3 separate regions of the Homo sapiens genome follow, and regions 1 and 2 are each linked to region 3. The links are chromatin loops, found by intact Hi-C in ENCODE. Cell type or tissue: Caco-2. All regions are shown on one strand. Region 1 overlaps CHST9 (carbohydrate sulfotransferase 9). Region 2 has its middle 51 kb from the start of AQP4-AS1. Region 3 has its middle 74 kb from the start of LINC01908.

The links. Hi-C counts contacts between places; a loop is a spot of excess contacts. Peaks named below come from ENCODE experiments on the same cell type or tissue, not always from the same donor. Only the 100,000 strongest peaks of a DNase experiment are listed, where the experiment ranks them.
Region 1: it touches region 3 in a loop (3.0-fold over the local background); 2 of 110 quality-filtered maps call a loop at or near these places.
Region 2: it touches region 3 in a loop (25-fold over the local background); 11 of 110 quality-filtered maps call a loop at or near these places.

What each region holds. Positions count from the first base shown.
Region 1 is chr18:27,132,265-27,140,264 of GRCh38, reverse strand. The region is part of intron 2 of CHST9 (carbohydrate sulfotransferase 9); the gene reads left to right. Among named protein-coding and RNA genes, the nearest start is that of CHST9, 49 kb to the left of the region's middle. In Caco-2, no CTCF peak of the experiment used is centred here; a DNase peak (open chromatin) is centred at 3,934.
Region 2 is chr18:26,810,053-26,818,052 of GRCh38, reverse strand. No RefSeq gene overlaps it. Among named protein-coding and RNA genes, the nearest start is that of AQP4-AS1, 51 kb to the left of the region's middle. In Caco-2, no CTCF peak of the experiment used is centred here; a DNase peak (open chromatin) is centred at 4,812.
Region 3 is chr18:27,293,709-27,301,708 of GRCh38, reverse strand. No RefSeq gene overlaps it. Among named protein-coding and RNA genes, the nearest start is that of LINC01908, 74 kb to the right of the region's middle. In Caco-2, a CTCF peak has its summit at 3,126; no DNase peak of the experiment used is centred here.

The DNA of each region.
Region 1 (8,000 bases), 160 kb after region 3:
AGGGATAAGGGGCGTATCCAAGGCTTTGCATGGCCTTGTTGCAGAGGGGAAAGCCTGGATTTGAACCCAGGTTGTACTGCTACGAGGTCCACGCCTCTGCTCAATGTATCACTTCCATGAAGGAAAAAGGTGAATATTATTATTTCTCTATAGCACAGATGAAGCAAGGGAGACTCAGAAAGTTTAAATGACTTAACCTGTAGCTATAAAGCTACAGGTTTTTGAAGTGTAACCCATACCTAGGTTTTCCTAATTGTCGGAATCCCTGAAAGAGTCTCCTAACCAAAACACTGGATTATGTAGGCATATAATTATAAATGCAGTAGTATCAGTACAGATGTTTTAAAATCACTGAAATTGGTAAATTAAATGACATACAGATGTGTAACTTCTTCTACAAGATTAAATCTTAACTTGAGTTCATAATTTTCCCAAGTGTTGGAAAATTATTTTCCTTGGTTAAGACTGGTAAAACACTTACCATTTATTCTCTTAAATTTTATTTGTAATTTTGATAGAAGTGCTTTCCCTGATTCTTGATATATTTTAAATGAATTATGTAATATTTCATAAACTACTCATGACAAAAAGCATAAATGTAAAAGTCAAGAGTCCTGTAGATAACTATTTCTCTGACGAAAAACTGTAATATTCTTTAAGAAGACTTCCATCTGAAGTTCTGCCTTATACTAGGTTAGTGCTGTGAGTTGAAATTCTGCAGTTTTCTAGGTAGGCAGACATTTATTTTTTATATATATATATATGTGTGTGTGTGTGTGTGTTTCAAATAACATCAGGAGCATTAGGCATTTTTAAAGGCAATCTCTTTTTAAATAAATAAATATATGAATATGTGCTTTGATGTTAAGTTTAAAAAAATGGAAAATCTGTCTTTTGGACACTTTAGAACTGTCACTCAAAGAAACTTTGAAAGATGAGCTGGTTTGGTTCCTGAGACTTTCTATAAGTAATGCTGGTTTTAAAATCTAAATGGCTTTGATCACACATATATTTCAGTTATATATGAGAATTCTTAGGTTTTCTTCGTGTCTTTTATTTGAGGCTTTTCAAATCTAAGATATGGACTATTTTCTAAGCCTCCCTGGTTTTCTTGGGTTTTTCGTATTAAAATAAAATACTTTAGAATCCAAAAAATCTGAAATATGCTCTGATATACTGGTAAAGGATTATGAAAACAGATTTTTTTGGAAGTAAAGAGAAGCTGTATGACAGAGAAATTAAAATCTATCCAATTATGCAATAGAGTTCCATAATACCATCTACTTTTTCAATATCACTATCCATTAATTTATCCATTTCCTAGTGCTAATTTGCAGTATGTTGATATGTTATCACAAATTTTATTTTAGTTTTTTTTTTCGTAGTTGTTACAGGTACAAGTTTTTCATTCAGAAGGATCTTGAAAAATCTCAGATCTCCTGTTTGTTAGCTTTGTAACCCTGGGCAAATTTCTTTGCCTCTCTAAGCCTCAGTTTCCTTATCTGTAAAATGAGGATAGTCATATTTTTCACAGAGGGTTGCAGTGAAGATTAAAGGAGACAATGCTTGCAAAGCACTCAGCATGGTGCCTGGCAAACAGTAATGCACAATGAACGTGAGCTGTTATTATTATCCTGGAAATGACGCAGAACATCTGAAAACTTGCTTTTTCTGAGTTGCCACAATTAAAACTCAGCCACAATTCAGGAAAATTCAATTGTGCCCAAGCTTGTGCCTTGACTGAGTAAGGTTTAAAAAAAAAATGAAGGCTTAGATCCAACTTTGGTTAAATTAGTTGGGAGAAGCTAATTGGCACAGAGCCATTCTGGTTCCTAATGTAGAAGCTGGCAGGAGAAGGATAGGATTGAGTGCATAGAGAGAGGTCATTGTCCAGGGGTATCTCGTGTCCATACAAGCTGCCTCCATGGGCAGAGGAATCACTCATCCAGCAGTATTTCTTGAAGACTTAACAATTGGATGTGCTGAGCACCATGGTGAATACAGGCATGTAATAGTGAGCCAGATATAATCCTTTTTCTCAAGGAGAGTGCAGTCAAATGAATTGTAAGGGAGAAAATGGTCCTGAGTCCAGGCCAAGCCATTGGGACAAAAGGAGGAGTCCTTTGTGACAGAAAAGAGACAGGCCCTCCATTATGGGACAAACTAATGAGTTGCAGGCAGGAGAAGCAGCACAGTCAGTTGTCAGGGATAGAATTGCTGACCAGATAGAAGTGCTAGAAGGAGGGGAGTGGAGGCTGGGCAGGTGAAAGCGTGCAGAGGACCCAGAGGACCAGAGGAGAGCAGGGAGCTATGCGTATGATGCAGCAGTGATGAGGGCTGGTTAGGATAAATCACAAGAATGGCTTGTTGTTTATTTTTTCCCCCAGCTACTGTTTAAGTTTATAAGTGGCACTATTTGTCTAGTTAGAATCTTACTGCTATATGGAACTCATACCAAAAGTCATGGTGTATAACTGTTTCGTATGTGCCGTAAGACAGCTTTGAGACCCTCTAACGACAGAGTCACCATCTCAGCTTTAGATAAGAATTCAAAGATCCTCTTGAATCCACCCGTTTTTTAAAAATACAAATTGGATTATATCACTCCCATGTTTAAAATTTTTCAATCATATTTCATTTCCTTTAACAAAACCTTCTCCCCAGAGCCCACAGCTGTGTGAGCTGTAGCCACTGCCTGCCTCCTCAGCCTCATTCTCCATTCACTCACCATGCTTCTGGAGCTGCCTCTCTTCCTCTGCTAAACCAAGCCCTTTGCTGACTGGATGTGCTCAGTTTCAGGAGCCTGGGATCCCTTCTGTCCTCTCACCTGTCAGGGCTTGGCTCATATGTCACCTTCTTTGATCACCCCCACAGTCAATCAGTGCCTCTTTCTCTCTCTCTCTCTCTATACACACACACACACACACACACACACACACACACACACACACACACACACATATATAAATAAATCAATATATACAGATTATATAATTATGCATATAAATCAATATAATCAATTATGAGTCAATATAATTAATAAATAATAAATTATATATTCATTATATGTATAAATCAATCTCTCCTTCTTATTCATTTTCTTCAGAAAAATTATCACAATCAGCAATTGACTCCTTAATTATTTGTTGACTTATTAATTGTCTGTATCCTTTCCTATTTTATGAACTCTGTATGGACAGAGAGCTCATAACTTGTGTTAGAAATACTCATATGTAACAACATTTTCTATCAAGTAATGAAGAGTTATATGCACATATTTTAAAACATACAAAGCAGTAAAAATCAATACAGATTGCATCTAATAGTTTACATTATATATTTTCCTGAGATTTTCCAGAGTCAAGTTTAGTTTGAGCCATTCCAAACTGAAACCATTTCCTCAATGTAGCCTACATTACAACAATCTGTCCAAATAACTTCTAAGCATTTCTATCTAGGACCAATACTTTTTTAGCTATTTATTTATAACAATTTTACATGTTTACTTAAAACTCAGAAACTTCTTTAAAAACTGTATTAAAAAAGCTTTTTGTAGACAAGAATGGAAGCGTTATAGTTTAGCAGTTATTGGGTCCCAGGCAATGCTCTAAACACATCACACCCACTATCTCATTTAATCCCACAACAAGTCTGAGATAGGTACCATTAGTATTCCCATTTTTCAAGACAAGAAAACTGAGGCTAAGCAAATAAGAAACCAGAAGTCTGATTCAAGCCGCCTCATTCTAGGACTCCAACTAAGCCACCCTGCAGTGTGCAGAGATGGTGAGCATTGTAGAGTCATGCTAAGAGAAGGCACTAGAGAAAGACACAGTGCACTGGCCAGGCAGTGGGCAGCCTGGGCAGTCACTCCAGGTGCAGAATGACACTCCGTGCTTCCAGACCACACCACATTCCTGGGATGCCTCGCTGTGCCACAGTAGGTCATCACGTGTTTCCTGGTTGTGCAACCTTTCCTGGGTTCCTGTGAAGCCTGATCTCATTTCCACAAGTAAGCCTTCTCCATTGCTCTGGATAAACTATGGTATCTCCCTTTCTTGCCCCTCAAAAGCCTAACACTCAAGTAAACTCAAAAATATTATCCAATCCAATAGTTGTTCTCAAACTTCAATGTACATCAGCATCCCCTTAAGGTTTGGTTAAAACAGACTGTTGGGTTCCACCCCCAGAGTTACTGATTTACTAGATCTGGGATGAGGCCCAAGAATTTGCATTTCCAACAAGATTTCTGTGGACCCTGATGCTGCAGATCCAGGGATTATATTTTGAGAACCCCTGATCCAGAGTCTCTGTACCCAAAATGTGGAAAGCAGCAGAAGCAACAGCGTCACGTGAGACTTGTTAGAATTGCAGACCCTCAGCACCCACACAGGTCTGCTGCATGGGAATCTGCATTTTAATAAAACTCTCAGGTGGTTGCTGCACATGGTGAAGTGAGAAAAGCAGTTAGATCAGTGGTTCTCACCAGCTGCTTGAGAAAGACCAGACGTTTTAAGGAACACGTGCCTTGGTCCACACCCTGACATGTTGATTTTGGTTCCTGGCCTCCTCCCCAGAGATGCTAATTTGCCAGGCTGGGAGTGCGGCCCCGATACGGGGATTTTTAAAATCTCCCCAGGTGATTTTAATATTCAGTCAAGGTTATGAACCACTGACCCAGAGGTACTGACTTTGGCTGATTTATTGGCACTTCCTCTTACCTCTCACTCATCTACAAGGCATGCACTAGAAGAAGAAAGAGTGGTCACTGTAATACTCTTATTAAGCTGACAGAAGAGGAGAAAGACTGTAAATAACATTATGTCTGAGGTCTCCATTTTCACCAAGACAGGCTTCAAGTTATAAAAAGTTGAACAATAAAGTGAGACCAACAAAGTGAAATTATTTCTAAACCCAGAAAATATTACTGCAGTATGGATCAGCTGACCCAGCCAAGGAATCAGACAGAAAAATATACTCTTCCCAAACAAGTATTTGTTCCCAATATGAAACGGTTCACTACTGCTTCCCTTCCTTTTAAAGCACTTTTTTGTCCCTTGTTTTGTGTTATTTTTAAATTTTTTTAATTGACAAGGAAAAATTGTATACACTTATGGTACACAACATGATGTCTTAATACATGTACACCTTGCAGAACAGTCAAATCAAGCCACTTAACATATGCATACTCTCACATACTAATTTTTTTGTGGTAAAAAACACTTAAAATCTCCTCTCTTAGCAATTTGAAAATATACAGTATAATATATTGTTATTAACTATAGCCAGCATAGTGTACCATAGATGTCTTGATGTAATTGTCTCTGTCTAACTGAAATTTTTTGTTTTCTGACTATCTCCCCAGAACTCAGAAACTTTTTACATTTTTCTTGTATACTTCTAGTTAGATTTTTTTTCCTGACTTTTACCAGTTTTTTTCTGATTTATGTCAAATAAGTACAATGTCTGAATTTAGGATTCAGCATTAACATCTAAGGTCAATAATTTAGCTATGAATTATCATTGCTAAGGCTTAGCAATGCTAAGGCACATAGCAATGTGCCTATAAGAGAATTATATAAATATAACCCCACCTTTTAAAAACTCATTGTCACCAATCCATGCTCTGTAGGACCCTGGTCCTGAACTTATTTTGCCTGAAAATACTCTTTTTTTGGTCAGTGATATGACCTTTTGGTAGGTCGAGGTTCTATTCAAATCCTACATGCTACTAGCAGTGGCAAGTTGGCCAGAATAGATGGTGACTTGTACTAGTTTTTGTTTTGTTTTGTTTTGTTTAAGCACATAAACATCAGTAGTCCTGGTTGTATTTCAACCCTCCCACTTTGTATGAAAATGAAAAGTAGTAGCTGCAAGCTTCTGATTTCAGGCAAAGTAAAGCCACCTTATTGCTTTTTCTCAGATAATTGATTCTGGTCTGTGCATCTGGTGTTTCTAAGGAGACTTCATCTTGCTTTTTTTTCAAACTAAGTACACTTTCTCTCTCTACATTGAAGCATATTTTTGGCATATAAAGTTTTGTTTCTAGACTGGACTGATATAATTCTTTTCCCCTGAGCCTCTCTGATGAGAGAGTCTGTTCTTTTCCTTCAAAAACCAGGCCGTTCATCCTGATTGCGATGTTGCTGTTTTGAAATTGTATTTTCTTTCAGGTTATCTCTGTATACCTGAACTAGAACAAAGCCATTTTTTACATAGAAGGACTTTATGTTTACTGTCAATCATATACTCAGGGAAATAAAATTGCTTTTCTTTAAAAAGTCACTGATTTGAATTACTTTCTCCTATATCTGTAAGTGTGGCAAACAATTTTTTTAATCAAATGAGCACATGCTCCTGCTGCCCACTTCTGGACAGCGCCACACCTCGTCTTCCCATTATGTGATTATTCCCATGTCACGGCTGTTCCCTCTTCCTGGAGCACGTTTCCTTGGCCATTTCCATGGCTGACTTTTCTGAATCCTTCAGGGTACAGCTTCAATATCACCTTCCCCAAACATCCTATGTAAAGTGGAAGTTTTCTCTCTCTGCAGCTGTTTCATTGTTTTTTAAAATTTACTTCATGGCACTGATCTCAATTTGTAATAATTCCTTTTGTTTGCTTACATATGCTCTGCATCTCCCAGTAAAATGGAGGCTTCCTGAGGGCAGGAAACTTGTATTTTGGTCACCAGTGTCCCACAGCTGCCCCTGCTTCCAGATGCACATTTCAGTCCTCACCTTGCCATGTACCCCAGCAACCCTATTCACTCAGCCAATTACAACTCAACTCTGTGGGCTCTGTCTTAACTCTCTGCCCTAGCTTTTTGAGTCTCTTGTATTCTTACGTGCTGTCCCCTGCTTTTGCCCGATACCCCAGAAGTGAAGGAGTCATGGATGTCAAATTGCTTAAAGTCTTCTGAACCTGAATAACATGCAGCAGCCAAGCTTTGCAACAAAGTCGATCCCATCAACATAGATGTTTAACATCTAGTAATATATTGAATGTGTTTGTTCTCCCAACATGTTTTGAGCACATATAAACAATGATGCACTTGCTATCTACGAAGTGGTACCAGGAACTGCCATATTACAATGTAACCCTTCATTAGTTCTGTTGGCAGGTACCTGGCCAATGCTAGACCTGTTATTCCTAGTGTACCACACATGATGAGCACAGTAAATTTATCGTCCAGGGGATGGGAGGCTAATCCAAGCCTGGCCAGTGATTCCCTTTCTGGGCATTCTGGCTTTTGAGACTTGGAATATAGGCTGAGTACCTGGACTGTCTGATGCAAAGGTCAGAAGCTTGTTCAGCTGTTTTCTACCAGGTGGACCAGAGCAGCTGAAGATTCTAGGCTTAGAGCAAGAGAAAGAAGAAAAGCAGACAGGAAGAAAGGAGCAGAGTTATATAAAGGGAGCCCCAGCAAATGTTGGGGTCCCTTGATCCATTTACTCCCAGACCTAACACTATTCCTACTCTTTCTTAATCTTCTTTCCTACCCACGGTGAGCACTCATCTGTCTCAGAGAAGGCTTACTGAATTTCAGAGGGGCCTCATAATGGACCCCATTTTCTCTATTTACCTCTTAGAGTAGAGGGTAAAGCAGAGGATGGCGCAGAGCAATCCTTCTTCACTGTTTTTAATTCATTTTACACCACAAACCCCAAGGTATTGCCTTGTTCACTCCTGTGCCCTACGACTGAGCATGGTGCCTGGCACATAGTAGATGCTCAGTAAGTCTTTGCTGTATGAGTGAATTCACCCCAAAACTAAGCACCTAAGCTAAGGAAGACAAGTGAAGCTGGTGTTTAACTCGATTTTTCAGAAGTTAAATTGCTTGGTTTGGGGTGGGGTGCAGATTTTCTCCAGGGATATCCTGAAATGTCTTCGTTGAGGTCAGAAATGTGTTATCTGCAGTTTATTTTTCCTTTTGCAATACAGTATTTTGTTTGAATAAAACAGTGGATCATCATTTAGCTGACATGTTGTGAAGAAA
Region 2 (8,000 bases), 480 kb after region 3:
ATTCTTCAAGCTGGAAAAAAAGTAATGCTGATTAAAACACATAAAAGTATAAAATTCACTGGTAAAAGTACATGGTTGAATTCAGAATGCTCTAATACAGTAATGGTGGTATGCAGATAACATATCATGACTATGACAGTTAAAAGAAAAAAATTATTTAAAATAATAACATAACAAAAAAATAGTAACAGCTACAATTTAAGGATACACAATACAAAAATATGTAAATTATGATATCAAAAACATAAAATTGGGGGTGGGGTGGGATAAAAGTATAGAATTGTATATGCAATCAAAGTTAAGTTGTTATCAGCTTAAAACAGCCTGTTATAAAGTGTTTTACATAAGCTTCATAGACTATAGACTAGAATACAATAACCTTTAGACTAGACTAAATAGACCTAACAAATATATACAGAACATTTCACCCAGTAGCAATAGAATACACATTCTTCTCAAGAACACATGAAATGTTCTCCAGAATAGATCATATTAAACCATAAAACAAGTCTTAATGAATTGAAGAAGACTGAAATTATATCCACAATGTTATGAAACTAGAAATCAATAACAGGAAGAGCCTTGAAAAATTCACAAAAAGATGGACATCAAACAACATGCTCCTTAACAATAAATGGGCCAAGGATGAAATTTAAAAATATCTTGAGACAAATTAAAATGAACACACAACATAGAAAAACTTATGGGATGCAGCAAAAGCCATTCTAAGAGGGAAGGTTATAGCAATAAACACATACATCAAAAAGAAAAATGATCTAAAATAAATAGCCTCATGTTATGCCTCAAGGAACTAGAAAAAGAAGAACAAACTAAGCCAAAAGTTAGTAGAAGGAGGAAAATAATAAAGACCATAGCAAAAATAAATGAAAGAGAGAATACAGGCAGGCAGGTGGATCACCTAAGGTTGGGAGTTCGAGACAAGCCTGGCTGAAATGGTGAAACCTAGTCTCTACTAAAAATATAAAACTTAGCTGGGCATGGTGGCATGTGCCTATAATCCCAGCTACTCAGGAGACTGAGGCAGGAGAATCACTTGAACCTGGCAGGTGGAGGTTGCAATGAGCTGAGATTGCACTACTGCACTCCAGCCTGGCTGACAGAGTGAGATTCCATCTACTGGGAAAACTGGCTAACCATATGTAGAAAGCTGAAACTGGATCCCTTCCTTACACCTTATACAAAAATTAACTCAAGATGGGTTAAAGACTTAAATGTTAGACCTAAAACCATAAAAACCCTAGAAGAAAACCTAGGCGATACCATTCAGGACATAGGCATGGGCAAGGACTTCATGTCTAAAACACCAAAAGCAATGGCAACAAAAGCCAAAATTGACAAATGGGATCTAATTAAACTAGAGAACTTCTGCACAGCAAAAGAAACTACCATCAGAGTGAACAGGCAACCTACAGAATGGGAGAAAATTTTTGTAATCTACTCATCTGACAAAGGGCTAATATCCAGAATCTACAAAGAACTCAAACAAATTTACAAGAAAAAAACAAACAACCCCATCAAAAAGTCGGCGAAGGATATGAACAGACACTTCTCAAAAGAAGACATTTATGCAGCCAAAAGACACATGAAAAAATGCTCATCATCACTGGCCATCAGAGAAATGCAAATCAAAACCACAATGAGATAGCATCTCACACCAGTTAGAATGGCGATCATTAAAAAGTCAGGAAACAACAAGTGCTGGAGAGGATGTGGAGAAATAGGAACACTTTTACACTGTTGGTGGGACTGTAAACTAGTTCAACCATTGTGGAAGTCAGTGTGGCGATTCCTCAGGGATCTAGAACTAGAAATACCATTTGACCCAGCCATCCCATTACTGGGTATATACCCAAAGGATTATAAATCATGCTGCTATAAAGACACATGCACACATATGTTTATTGCGGCACTATTCACAATAGCAAAGACTTGGAACCAACCCAAATGTCCAACAATGATAGACTGGATTAAGAAAATGTGGCACATATACACCATGGAATACTATGTAGCCATTAAAAAGGATGAGTTCATGTCCTTTGTAGGGACATGGATGAAGCTGGAAACCATCATTCTCAGCAAACTATCACAAGGCAAAAAACCAAACACCGCATGTTCTCACTCATAGGTGGGAACTGAACAATGAGAACACATGGACACAGGAAGGGGAACATCACACCCCGGGGCCTGTTGTGGGGTTGGGGGAGGGGGGAGGGATAGCATTAGGAGGTATACCTAATGTAAATGACAAGTTAATGGGTGCAGCACACCAACATAGCGCATGTATACATATGTAACAAACTTGCACGTTGTGTACATGTACTCTAAAACTTAAAGTATAATAAAAAAAAATTATTAGGTTAAAAAAAAGAGAGAGAGAGAGAATTGAAAAAAGTAGAAAATATCAACAACCCTGAGTTGGTTTTTGAAAGGATAAACTCAGAAAACATTTAACTAGACTAAGAAAGAAAGACTTAAGTAAAATCAGAAATGAAAAAAAGACATTACAACTGATACCACTGAAATACAAAAAATTGTAAAAGACTACCATGCACAATTATATGCCAACAAATCAGATAGCCTACAAGAAATAAATAAATTCCTAGACACATAAAACCTATCAAGACTGAATCATGAAGAAGTAGAAAATCTGAACAGACCAATAAAAAGTAAGGAAACTGACTCAGTCTCCTTAATAAAACGTTTCCCAACAAAGAAAAGCCCAGGACCTGATGGCTTCAGTGTTGAACTCTACCAAACATTTAAAGAACTAATACCAATCCTTAAACTCTTTCAAAAGATTGAAGAGGACGGAGCACCTCCAAACTCATTTTATGAGACCACTATTACCCTGATACAAAAGCCAGACAAGTACACTACAAGAAAAGAAAATTACAGGCCAATATCCCTGATGAACATTGATGCAAAATCCTCAACAAAATACCAGCAAACCAAATTCAACAGCACATTAAAAGGATTATTCACAATGATCAAGTGGGACTTATCTCTGGGATGCAAGGATGATTGAACATACACAAATCAATAAATGTGACATACCTCATTAACAGAATGAAAAACCAAAAACATATAATCATCTCAATAAATGCAGAAAAAGCAGCTGACAAAGTTCAACATCCCTTCAAGATAAAAAGAAAAACTTTCAAAAAAAAGGTATAAAAATGTAGACATTTATCAAAAAAATACATACAAATGGCCAAAACTATATGAAAAAGTCTCAACATTAATTATCAGGGAAATGCAAATTAAAACCACAATGAGATACCGCCTCACACCTGTTAGAATGGCTATCACCAAAAAGATAAAGGATAACAAGTGTTGAAGAGGATGTGGAGAAAACAGAGTCCTTGTGCATTGTTGGTAGGAATGTAAATTAGTAAGCCATTATGGAAAACACTATGGAGGTTACTCAAAACATTAAAAATAGAACTACAATATGATCCAACAATCCCACTACTGGGTATATACCTAAAGGAAATGGAATCAGTATGTTGAAAAGATACTGGCACTCTGATGTTCATTGCAGCATTATTCCCAAGAACCAAGATATAGAATCAACCTAAGTGTTCATCAACAGATGAATGGATAAAGAAAATGTAGTATATACATAATAAAATACTATTCAGTCTTACAAAAGAATAAAATGCTGTCATTTGGTATAGCTTGGATGAACCTGGGCATCATGTTAAGTGCAATAAGCAAGGAACAGAAGACAAATACCATATGATCTCACTGATACGTACAATCTAAAAGAGTCAAACTAATAAAACAGAGAGTAGAATGGTGGTTACCAGGGGTTTGGGGTAGGGGTCAGGGCTGAGGACATGTTGGTCAAAGGATACAAAATTTCAGTTAGACAGGAGGAAGTAAGTTCAAGAGACCTATTGAACAACATGGTAATTATAGTTAATAACAATGTATTATACTCTTGAAAATCACTAAGAAAGTCAATTCTAAGTGTTCTTACCACAAAAAAATAACAATGTGAGGTAATGTGTATGTTAATTAGCTCAATTTAGCTACTCCACAATGTATACATATTTCAAAACTTAGGTTGTACATAATAAACATATATAATTTTTGTCAATTAAAAAACACATTTTTGAAAATAGAAAAAGAAAAGTCATATATATAGCTATGTAATGGAGAATAAATTCTTCAATGAAGACACCATTTGGAAATAAGGAGAGCCTGAGAATATGCTCTTAATAAAAATTTCTTATTGTTATTGTTTTTCAATTTTCTGCTAATAAGGTAACTTCCATAATAGCCCTGCAATAGAATAAGTATGAGTAGAGTAAGTGTTATTATGTGTCACATTTATCAATAGCCATGCATGTTGTCTCAGAAACATATACCTTTTTTCATAAACTAACTTTGATGTAATTTCTACATTATCAGAAGTCAATATAGAATTAATTTTCTCTACCTACAGTACTCCACTTATTCATTCAAAAAATGTCATGAGTGCTTACCTCCAATATTCCAGGAACTCTGACATGTGAAAATTCTTTGTAAAGTGGAAAGTGCTACTCAAATATCAATGCTTGCTTTTCAGTCTGAGCAGCCATTTTCGTGTCTGCTGCCTCCTTAGAGCAGCTATTGACTACTCTCCAGAAAAAAAGAGAATCTGATAGGTTTCACAGAGGTGATAGAGAAATTTCAGCCACTTCCACCTTTTGTAAGTGAATCACATAATATTCTCCATTGTATCCACAATAAAGGCAACAGGACTCATGTAGGTGACCTAACAGGGAAGGGAATGTTGGTTAGGCAGCACCACCTAATGGCTGCTGGACAGAACCTGTATCCTCTTCCTTGAGAACATGGGCTGCTTTATCACTTTTTTGTAGATGGGTTTTAGATACAGGCAGACTAGGCATTACACTATTAATTTTTACCAAGGTCAAAAGAGATACATGACTTTGACCACCTCCTTAAATGCTGTTAGAAATGTGACTGGACAATGTCAGGCATATCAGAATCACTGCCACTTTGCCTACTCAAAGCTAATAGATTTAGGGCACCATGACTAATAAGATGGCATCTTGCTTTCTATTAAAGACACTTCTTTTAATTTCTGCTACAGATGAAGAAAGAGGAAATAAAAGCTACTTAGAATAAACCCTGCTATAACTTAGCATATGTCTGGAAAAGAACTTCAGGGGAAATTCAACTCGAGATTCCCTTCCCAACAATTAATTTCCATGATCATAATGATTGAGATGAGGACTGACGTTATCCCCCACCCCTACTCCCCACCTCCCTCTTCTCATTGTTACACATTGATGTAGAAAAATGCTTTCTTCAGCTCTTTCTAGTCTAACTAGAAGTTATTATCACCCAGAAACAGTAACGCATACTTGTGTGCCAAAAAGGACAAAGGACTGCTTTCATTGGAATAATCCATAAATTCCAACTTCATTACTTCCACATTTCTTTTCTGAAAACAAAAAGAATGATTTAATCAGATAAACACACCTAACTTTATGCCTCTTCCATCCCTCTCACTGCTGCTGAATCTAGTCTTTGTCTTCAGGGCTTTCAATTCCTTGATCTTTACATTATCGCTGAATCCTCTACTACTTTTGTCCATTTTCTCAGTCATACTTTCAATAAGATCGTGGTTTTCCAGGACCCGTTTACCCACCTTCATACTTTCCCTTCTAATTTTTAATCTCACATTCTTCGAGTCAGCCATTTTGCTTTTGAGCCCCATTTTGAATACAGAGCATTACTGAGGGGGAAGTTCACATAACTGAGTAGATGGGATCTGCAGCATGTCCATGCCATCTAATTCCACTTGTCTCTGTCCACTGAGCCATCTCATCAATTATGTATACTGATCCCTATTGAGATTCTCTGTATAGCTCTTTGAAAACTTTTCTACCCTTTGCAAGTCCTCACCAAACTACAGCCATATTATCTGGTTCTTACTTCACTGAGACGCTAGATGACTTCAATTTGAACCCTTTAATTATTCTCTCTTAAATTTCCAATCTCCCTGCTTCTCATGGTTTTCCCCCTTTTAATCACATTCAACCAGAAGTGTCCTCTGAGACTAACCTTTTCCCTCAGGGTTTTATCTCACTCTTTCCCTCCTCGGGTACTTAATAATAATTGCCTCTCCTCACATATTCCGCCTCTCCCTGCCCCTGGGCACCTTCCTTCCTTGGTTTAAAAATACAACTCTTGGCCAGGCATGGTAGCTCACGCCTATAATCCCAGCACTTTGGGAGGCCAAGGCAGGAGGATTACGAGGTCAGGAGTTTGAGACCAGCCTGACCAACATGGTGAAACCCTGTCTCTACTGAAAAAAAAAAAAAAATTGGCTGGTGTGGTGGCGTGTGCCTGTAATCCCAGCTACTCAGGAGGCTGAGGCAGGAGAATCACTTGAACCCAGGATCTGGAGGTTGCAGTGAGCCAAGATTGCACCATTGCACTCCAGCCTGGGTGACAGAGCGAGACTCCATCTCAAAAAAATAAAATAAAATAAAATAAAATAAAAATAAATAAATTATAAAAATACAACTCTTCCCTTGAACCTTTTTTGTCATCAAGATTAAGTCCCATCCCGCTCCTCTTCTTTGTTGAGCTTCTGGAAAGGGTTGCTGTAACTCACTGTCACCACATCCTTCCATCTCTTTAGCCTTCTTATCACTGACTATTGGGTTTTTCAATGGCTTTTGGCTTCTCTAAGGCACCAGTATCCTCCTAATTACAAAATCCAAAGACCTATCCTTGGATTTTCCCTTCTGTCTCTCCTCAGTATCCAGCCCTGTTGCCATCTTCTTCATGAAACCCCTTTCTACATTGACTTTCAGGAACATATTGTCCTTTTACCACCCCAATTATTCCTCCCACTTCCTCTACTTCCTTTGCCTTGAAATTACCTCCAAGGTAACCATGTCCCCAGCACATGGGATACACAGGGATCAATGCAAATAAAACTCTGCCCCAGTTTTATCTGTAGAAGCTAACATTCTAGGGGGGATAAAAAATAACACAGTAATTAGGCAAATCATTTAGCATGTTAGAAGGTGAATCAGGTATAATTATCTCTCTTATAGATGAGAAAATGGACGCCTAAAAGAATGAATCATTTGCATGAGTACATATAATCAGGATCAGGATTACTCCAATCCAGCACCCTGACTCCCATCACCACGCTACACAACATCTCCAATGCCCGAGAAAAGACCTCTGGAAAAGAACTTCCCTCGTAGAAAAGGATTCTGTGCAGCTGAGCCTGACTTTTCCCTACACTTTCCCTAGTGCATATTCCTTCTTTAGGACCCTGACACCACAATACCTAGTCTGGGTAGTATGTTACTCTCCACATAAAATTCCAACCCAAAATAGAAACGAATCACCTAAAGATGGCTTTGTTTTCCTTCACTCGCATAAGAAAGACAGACTGAAATTTTGAAAAATGTCAACACCTAAGGAAAAATGTAACTTAAAAGTATGAAGAAAATACACAAATCATACAAAAAAAGAGGCATGAATACGGTTAATCTTATGAAGTACAGGGTTCTGATTTAGGCAGGAATACCTAAGTGACTCATGCAACCCACCCATTCCATCCTTCCCTCTGCTTTTGGAAAATGTCTATAAATAAGTTCCCCAAGACTTTTGTGTTGTCTACTTCAAAGCTGGGGCACACAGCGGAAGGCAGGCTGAACTCCCATTGTAAGCCCATGATCTGGTCCTTGCAGGTACAAGTCATTAACTCCCCCTCCTATGAAACAGTTATCATTATGCTTCCACTCCTTCACCCAGTCCCCATTAAACTAACGGTCCTACCAAATAAAGTCTACCAAGTAGAAGTTCTCAATAGAATGACAACTTAACTAGGTGAGGATCCATAAAAGTTAGTTTAGTTCAATTAAGCAAACAATTATTCAGCTCCTATTACATGCCAGGTCCTGATACAGAGTAGTCATTTAATCAATATTGGTTGA
Region 3 (8,000 bases):
CCTTCCCACAAAAGTGAAAACCTCCAATAGCATAAATCATTTGCAGTCTGTGACACTAAATTGAACAATTGCTAGTACTCCCAAAATAGCAGTTGCCTTATTATTGGAATGGGCTTAAAGTGAAAAAGCAAAACAGAGACTCCCTCTTCTCCTACTCCTGATGCATACCTTCTGCCAGAATACACACAAAACATCAAATCCCTTATAGTTTCAAATCATAAATCTAATATGGTCCAATTGTGCTTTAGCCTAGTACACCCAACACTTGTCATTGGCCCAAAAGGAGTAGGCATTAATTAATTATAAATAAATAAATAAAATGCCATAAGTTGAATATTAACTAAATGATTCATTTTTCTTCAGTTTTTAGATATTTCCTCCCCCTCTGCAGTCTACTTCAATAATTTTCAGCTATGAATATTTCATGTCCTTCTCCAGTTAATTATTTATGTTGATGAAATATAGCACTTACTATGCCCTTCTAGAATTCCAGGTTGAACACAGCTCCCAGCTATTGCACAAAGAGGAAATAGAGCTCATAGAAGGTTTTGGTTTGTGAAAAAATATTTTAGAGGTTTTCTTAAAAAAAATTAAATATTTCCCAACCCAGTGTATTCCTACAAAGTAATTCCATTTGTTACTTCCGTTCCTGATTGCTGAATATCGCATCATATATTCTTAACAATTTCTAGGCTGGGCGTGGTGGCTTATGTCTATAATCCCAACACTTTGAGAGGCTGAAGTAGGGGGATCCCTTGAGTCCAGGAGTTCAAGACCAGCCTGGGCAACAAAGCGAGACCGTTGTCTCAATTAAAATAAAAAAAAATTGCAACCTCTTACAAAAGAGACTACCAGTCAAATTTCAGAAGTCGGGATAATGCTATAGCTACTTCCCAAATTATAATAAATGATGCAAGACTAAAAAAATTAAACATTTAAGAATCTTTTTGTTTTCAGTATTAAGCTGTTTTCAATCAGAATCTCTAGTTATCAGTTATAGTCCTACCAGAAGTAGTCTTCCTAAAATCCTGGACCAGACTTAGAGAAAAGGAATCTAGTTCTTTACTTAGTGGGGGAGGAAATCTGGGGTAAACAAGTTTAGAAGACTTTTGCTTTCATGGCTTTTCTTCTTAGTGTATCTATTAACAAACAGCTAAATTGATTTCTGGAGAATCTGAGGCCTCATTTTCTGAAATAATACAATAAAGAAAGAAATCACTAAAAATTAGCTCCAATTTAAAAAGAGGAAAATAAACTAGAAGCATGAATATTCCACTCATTGTAAACTGTTTCCAGACGTTATAGGAATTACTGATAGGGCAGATGGCTTGGGTGTCTCCTTAAGAAAAAGAATACAAAATTAGGAAGCTAATGTTACTTAGAATAAGAAAAATGCACAAGAAAGTATAAATTTCTAAAAGTCAACAAATAAACATTCCACAAAAACAACAATACAACATTTTATAAATTAATGACCTACTATACTTCTTTCATGTTTTTATTTCTCACATTTTTTGGCTACATGCTCTTTGATCACCTTTTTATACAACATTGATTTGTTAATAGATTGTTTTTCCTCTAACATGAGTAATGAATTTTTTTAAATTATTGATCATTTGGAAATGTTTCTTCCAGATTCAAATTTGTTTTTGGTACTTTTGATGTAAACTTTTGTGATTGTCATCAAATTTGGAACAAATTCTAATAAATATCATATATACACTTTTTTTTCAAATCAGATATAGATATAGATATACTGTAAGAGTTGGAAGATTTTTTCATGGGTAATCTGCTTTTGCTTCAGCTCATTTTAAACCTTGTTTCTCCTCTGTATTCATCAGGGTTCTCCAGAGAGACAGAACCAACAGGATATATACAGAGAGAGATGAGAGAGAATTTATTAGGAGAATTGGCTTATGTGATTATGGAGGCTGCGAAGTGTCAGGACAGGCCATCTGCAAGCTAGAGACCCAGGGAAGCTGGTAGCATGGCTCAGTCCAAGTCCAAAGCCCTCAGGAACTGTGAAGCCAATGGTGTAAATTCAGTTCAAGGCAAGAGAGCCCAGGGGTCACTTGTGTAAGTCCTGGAGTCCAAAAGCCAGAGAGCCTGCAGTTCTGATGTCCAAGAATAAGAGAAAAGTATACCCCAGCTCCAAAAAAAGAGAGAAAAATCACCTTTTTATTCTATCAAGGCCCCTAGCTGATTGAATAGTGCCTTCCTACATTTAGGGCATATCTTCCCCACTCAGTCCACTGACTCACACTTCAATCCCCTCTGGAAATGCCCTCACAGATATACCCAGAAATAATTCTTTACCAGTTCTCCAGGTAATCCTTAATCCAGTAAAGCTGACACTGAAAATTGACCACCACATCCTCTGTTACCCAAATACTTCTGCTGCGGGGTATCTTCTGCTACATATCTGAGGGTAGGGCTGTTACTATGAGAGTCTGTGAATCACCTAAATACATCCCATAAAAGGGTCCTCAACTCAACTTTTATTTAGCAAGACTTCATAAATGTCCATGGTCACTACAATGACACTCCATTGAAAGTAAATGACTCTGAAGCTCCACTTCATTATTAGCTTTGGGATAAATGATGATTCCCCTATTATTGCCTGGAAAAGAAAGAAAAATATCAACATAATGGAATAGTGACATAATATTAACAAAATGGAAACACTTTACTATGAGCATAACCTTCCAGAGGACAAATATAGGGGATGCTACTATATTCAATATTTGAAATCCAATCAATGCTACATAAATAATGGAAGATAAAGAATATTTTGGATATATTGTGTTAAGCCATAATTAAAAATCTGATGCCACATTGACTACTTTGGTATTTTCAGGTGACCTATCAATTTATTTAATCAATCTAAGGGATCGCCTAAATTATCTCAATGTTATGTTTAGGTTGATAAATGTGAGAAACAGAACAAGTTGAGAAGCAATTTATTTTTGCAAGCAATGAGAATAATGTTTCATCTCATACTATCTGTTTCTCATATGAGGGGTAATTTTGAGAGAGCCAGTTCCTAGAGGAACTCTCCCAGTGTTTTTAAACTTAGTTCCTTTGTACTCTAGATGGAGCACTTCACCTTCTGCTTTCACTGTTTGTTTCATCAAGACTGAGTTACAGTCATGGAGCATTTTGAAAAGGTTTCATTAGAAGGCTTTATTGGTGGTCTTCAAAAATAATGAAGAAATTTCAACTATTCCATACAAAATGGCTCCTCCTATCCATGCCGCCACGCTTATGTGTTTTAATGATTGCATTCCCAAAGCACATTTGACCTTTCGGTTTCTGGTTCACAGCATAAGAAATGAGTGTGTTGCTTAGTTCCTCATTATTTAAGTGGTCCAAGAACATTTCTTTAGAGATTGAAAAATAAAACCAACAATTGGGATTGAAGTTGGCAAGCCTTGTCATGATTAACCCACTCAGTTGGTGTACGCTTGTGCTTGTGGCAATGTCTACATTGGTACTAAATTTAATATCAAAGCTGAATGTTCCAGGAGCAATAGTTTTCAGTAGTTTTGCAGTGTTTTCATTCATTTTCTTTCTTTCTTTCTTTCTTTTAAATTGGATTTAAGTATCCTATAAATTCCCAGTGATAATATGGTTTCTTGTTTCCGGACACATTGAATTAAAAAAAAGTCAGAGCAGAATGATCTTAATATTTTGAATTAGCAAGCAAACTAGCACTATAAAAACACACAGCTTTTTAAATTCAAAACTATAAAGACTCTATATAACTAACGACCCATTTTACTGGACAAAAATAAAATATCTTTTTTTAAAAAGAGGATTCCTATGGCCATACTATAAAGTAACCTAGGATTTATGGGACTTAAAAATAATTATTAATGCTTAGACTAAATTTGTCAGCTTTTTATGTGTTTTGTGCTGAAAGAGTGATTTATTTCCTAAATAAAAGTGAGACGGAAACTTTCCCTGGTGCATTTCTTTTGTGATCCAGGGCACAGGCTAGCTTCACATGCAATAAATTACAGGGGTAAGTACTAGGATTTATTCGGCTCAGCTATATAAAATAGACCAACACCCTTTTCCAAATGGGACTAAGATGCAGCAAAATAGCCGTAATCAGTGCATTCTGCGGCTCCCCAAAATAAAATAGCCATGAGATTGAAAAATAAGCTTCTGTCTTCCAGCTTTCAAAGAAGCCAGGTTTGCCCTGAGTGTTTTCTATAAGGCATGAATGCATTTATCTGAAGTAACTCTTTGGCTGAGGTCAACTAGAATACAATGTCTTTTAAATAAATTGGTCAATACTAGAAAAGCTGAATGCCTTCTGTGATGCCCAAGGCATTGAAACTCACCCTTTGCGCTCCTTTTTTTTTTTTTGAGACGGAGTCTCACACTGTCGCCCTGGTTGGAGGGTTGGAGCGCAATGGCTCAATCTCGGCTCACTGCAACCTCCGCCTCCTGGGTTCAAGCGATTCTCCTGCCTCCGCCTCCTGAGTAGCTGGGATTACAGGAGCCCACCACCATGCCTGGCTAATTTTTTGTATTTTTAGTAGAAACGGGGTTTCACCATATTGGCCAGGCTGGTCTTGAACTCCTGACCTTGTGATCCACCTGCCTTGACCTCCCAAAGTGCTGAGATTACAGGCCCAAGCATTTTCACATCATAATGCTTAATACTCAGTACAGGCATACCTTATTTTATTGCATTTTGATTTATTGTGTTTCACAGATGTTAAACTTTTTACACATTAAAGGTTTTTGACAACCCTGAATGGAGGAAGTCTGTTGGTGCCACTTTTCCAATAGCATGTGCTCAATTAGTGTCTCTGTGACACATTTTGATAATTCTAGCAGTATTTTAAACTTTTATTATTATATCTGTTATGGTTATCTGTGATCAGTAATCTTTGATGTTACTACTGTAATTGTTTTGTGGCACCATGAACAGTCCCCATATAAGACAGTGAACTTAATCAATACATGTTGTGTGTGTTCTGATACCTCCAACGACTTGCCTTTTTTCCATCTTTCTCCCTCTCCTTAGGCCTCCCTATTCTCTGAGCCACAACAATATTGAAACGAGGTTACTTAATAACACAACGATGGCCTCTAAGTGTTCAAGTGAAAGGAAGAGTCACACATTTCTCACTTCCAGTCAAAAGCATTTCTATGATTAAGCTTAGCATGTTGAAAGCTGAGATAGGCCTCTTACATGAAAGAGTTAGCCCAGCTTTAAGTTGACAGTAAAAGATTTGAAGGAACTTAAAAGTGACTACTTGGATGATAAGAAAGTAAAGCAGCCTTATTGTTGATAGGGAGAAAGTTTGAGTGGTCTGGAGAGAAGATCAAATCAGCCACAAAGCCTAAGATTAAACCAGCCACAAAGCCTAAGCCTTAAGCCAAAGCCTAATCCAGAGCAAGGCTCAAACTCTCTTCAAGTCTATGAAAGCTGAGAGAGGTGAGGAAATTAGCAGAGGTTGGTTCATGAAGTTTAAGGAAAGAAGCTGTCTCTAGAACATAGAAGTGCAGAATGAAGCAGCAAGTGCTGGTGTACAAGTTTCAGCAACTTATCCAGAAGATCTGACTAAGATAATCGAGGAAGGTGGCCCGCTATACAACAGATTTTCAATGTAGACAAAACAGTCTTCTATTGGAAGAAGATGCCAGATAGGACTTTCATGGATAAAGAGGAGAAGTCATGCCTGGTTTCAAAGCTTCAGAGGACAGGCTGACTCTCTTGTTAAGGACTAGTGCATCTGATGACTTTAAGTTGAAGCCAGTGCTCATTTATCATTCCAAAAATCCTTAAAACATTCAGGCTATTAAAAATTATGATAAATATACTCTGCCTGTACTCTATAAATGGAACAACAAAGCCTGAATGGCAGCACATCTGCTTAAAGCATGGTTTACTGAATATTTTAAGCCATGGTCGAGACCTACTGCTCAGAAAAAAAGATTCCTTTCAAAATATTACTGCTCATTAACAATGCACCTAGTCACCTGCGAGCTCTGATGGACATGTGCAAGGAGATTAATGTAGTTTTCATGCCTGCTAACATGACATCCATTCTACAGCTGATGGATCAAGGAGTTATTTCAACGTTTGAGTCTTACTGATTAAAAAATAAAATTTGTAAAGTGACAGCTGCCATAGACAGTGATTTCTCTGGGCAAAGTAAATTTAAAATCTTTTGGAAAATATTTACCTTTCTGTATACCATTAAAAGCATTCATGATTCATGGGAGGAGGTAAAAGTACCAACATGAACATGAGTTTTGAAGAAGTTGATTCCAGCCCTCATGGATGACTGAGAAGTTTGAGACTTCAGTGGAGGAAGCAACTGCAGATGTGGTAGAAATAGCAAGAGAATTATATTTCAAAGTAGAGCCTAAAAATGTGACTGAATTGCTGCAAATTCATGATAAACTTGAAAGGATAAAGAATTAGTTTTTATGGGTGAGCAAAGAAAGTGGTTTCTTGAGCTAGAATCTACTTCTCGTAAAGATGCTGAAAATGCTGAAATGACGTTGCTGAAATGACAACAAAGAGTGTAGACTATTACATAAACTTAGTTGATAAAGCATCAGCAGGATTTCAGAGGGTGACTTCAATTTTGAAAGAAGCTCCACTGTAGGTAAATACTATCAAACAGCATTGCAGGCTACATGGACATTTTTTTGTAAAAGGAAGAGTCAGTTGATGCGGCAAACTTTATTGTTGTCTTATTTTAAGGAATTGCCACCACCACCCCAAACGTCAGCAGCCGCCATCTTGATCAGTCAGCAGGCTTCAACATCAAGACAAGGCCCTCCACCAGCAAAGACTACTACTTACTGAAGGCTCAGATGATCGTTAGCAATTTTTAGCAAGAAAGCATTTTTTAATTAAAGAATATGTATATTGTTTTTAGACATGATGCTACTGCACACTTAATAGACTACAGTATAATGTAAACATTACTTTTATATGCTCTGGGAAATGAAAAATTTGTGCAGCTTCTTTCATTGAGATACTTGCTTTATTGCACTGGTCTGGAACTGAACTTGCAGTATCTGTGAGTTATGCCTGTATTGTAATTGCCCGTTTACCTCTCTGTCTCTCACTGGTCCCACCATAGAGATCATCAAAAGCAGATAATGTGTCTTGTTTATCTTTATTTCACCAGTGCAAAGCCTGTGGAAGGCACTCATTAAATATCTATTGGATGAGTGGATGGATAAAGAACAGAGGGATGAATAAAAGTAAAACCATCCAGAGATAGTCTAGGTTTCAAAACCAAGTAATATTCATCTTTTCATAGACAGAGCTGCACACATATTTAAACAGTGATAAACAACTCCCAAAGTGCTTAAAAACTTGTATCTAAAACCAAAAAGAAATTTCTGAAGTTTCTACTGCCAGAAAAGATCACTTTGAGAAAAGGAAATACAAAACAATAGTTATAAATTCTGCTACAAATAACAACTAGGTAAATTCTACTAAGCCCACAACAGTTGTGAGTCTCCCATATTATTATTAATAATAATGTATTATTAATTTTTCTCATACATTTATTTTTCACAACTCTTACATACTTATTTACTAAAGGAAAACTGAGGTGACAGAAAAGTTCTGTAACTTTCTAAGGTCACAGAGTAAGTGGGAGAGTTAGGGCTTGAATTCAGACACTATGACAAGAGTTTATGTGCTTAATCACTAGACAATATTATTCTCTTTAGGTAGAGAAACTAAAAAAGAAGTATTATCAAATTTGACTCACAAAGGATTTTCTGAGTGGGAGCCTGAATTACTGACAATAAAAGGAAAATTATTTTAGAAAAAGAAAAAAGCATCAGTTTCAATTATTTTTATTCATTGAAAAATGAACTTGTTGAAATACTGTGATATCACTTGATATTACTTTATAGCAACACATGGAATAGATTTGTCCAACTGAAGTTACAGATTGTAATTGCTGTGCAAATAGAGGACATTTTAGGCCAAGGATGACAAATGAGTT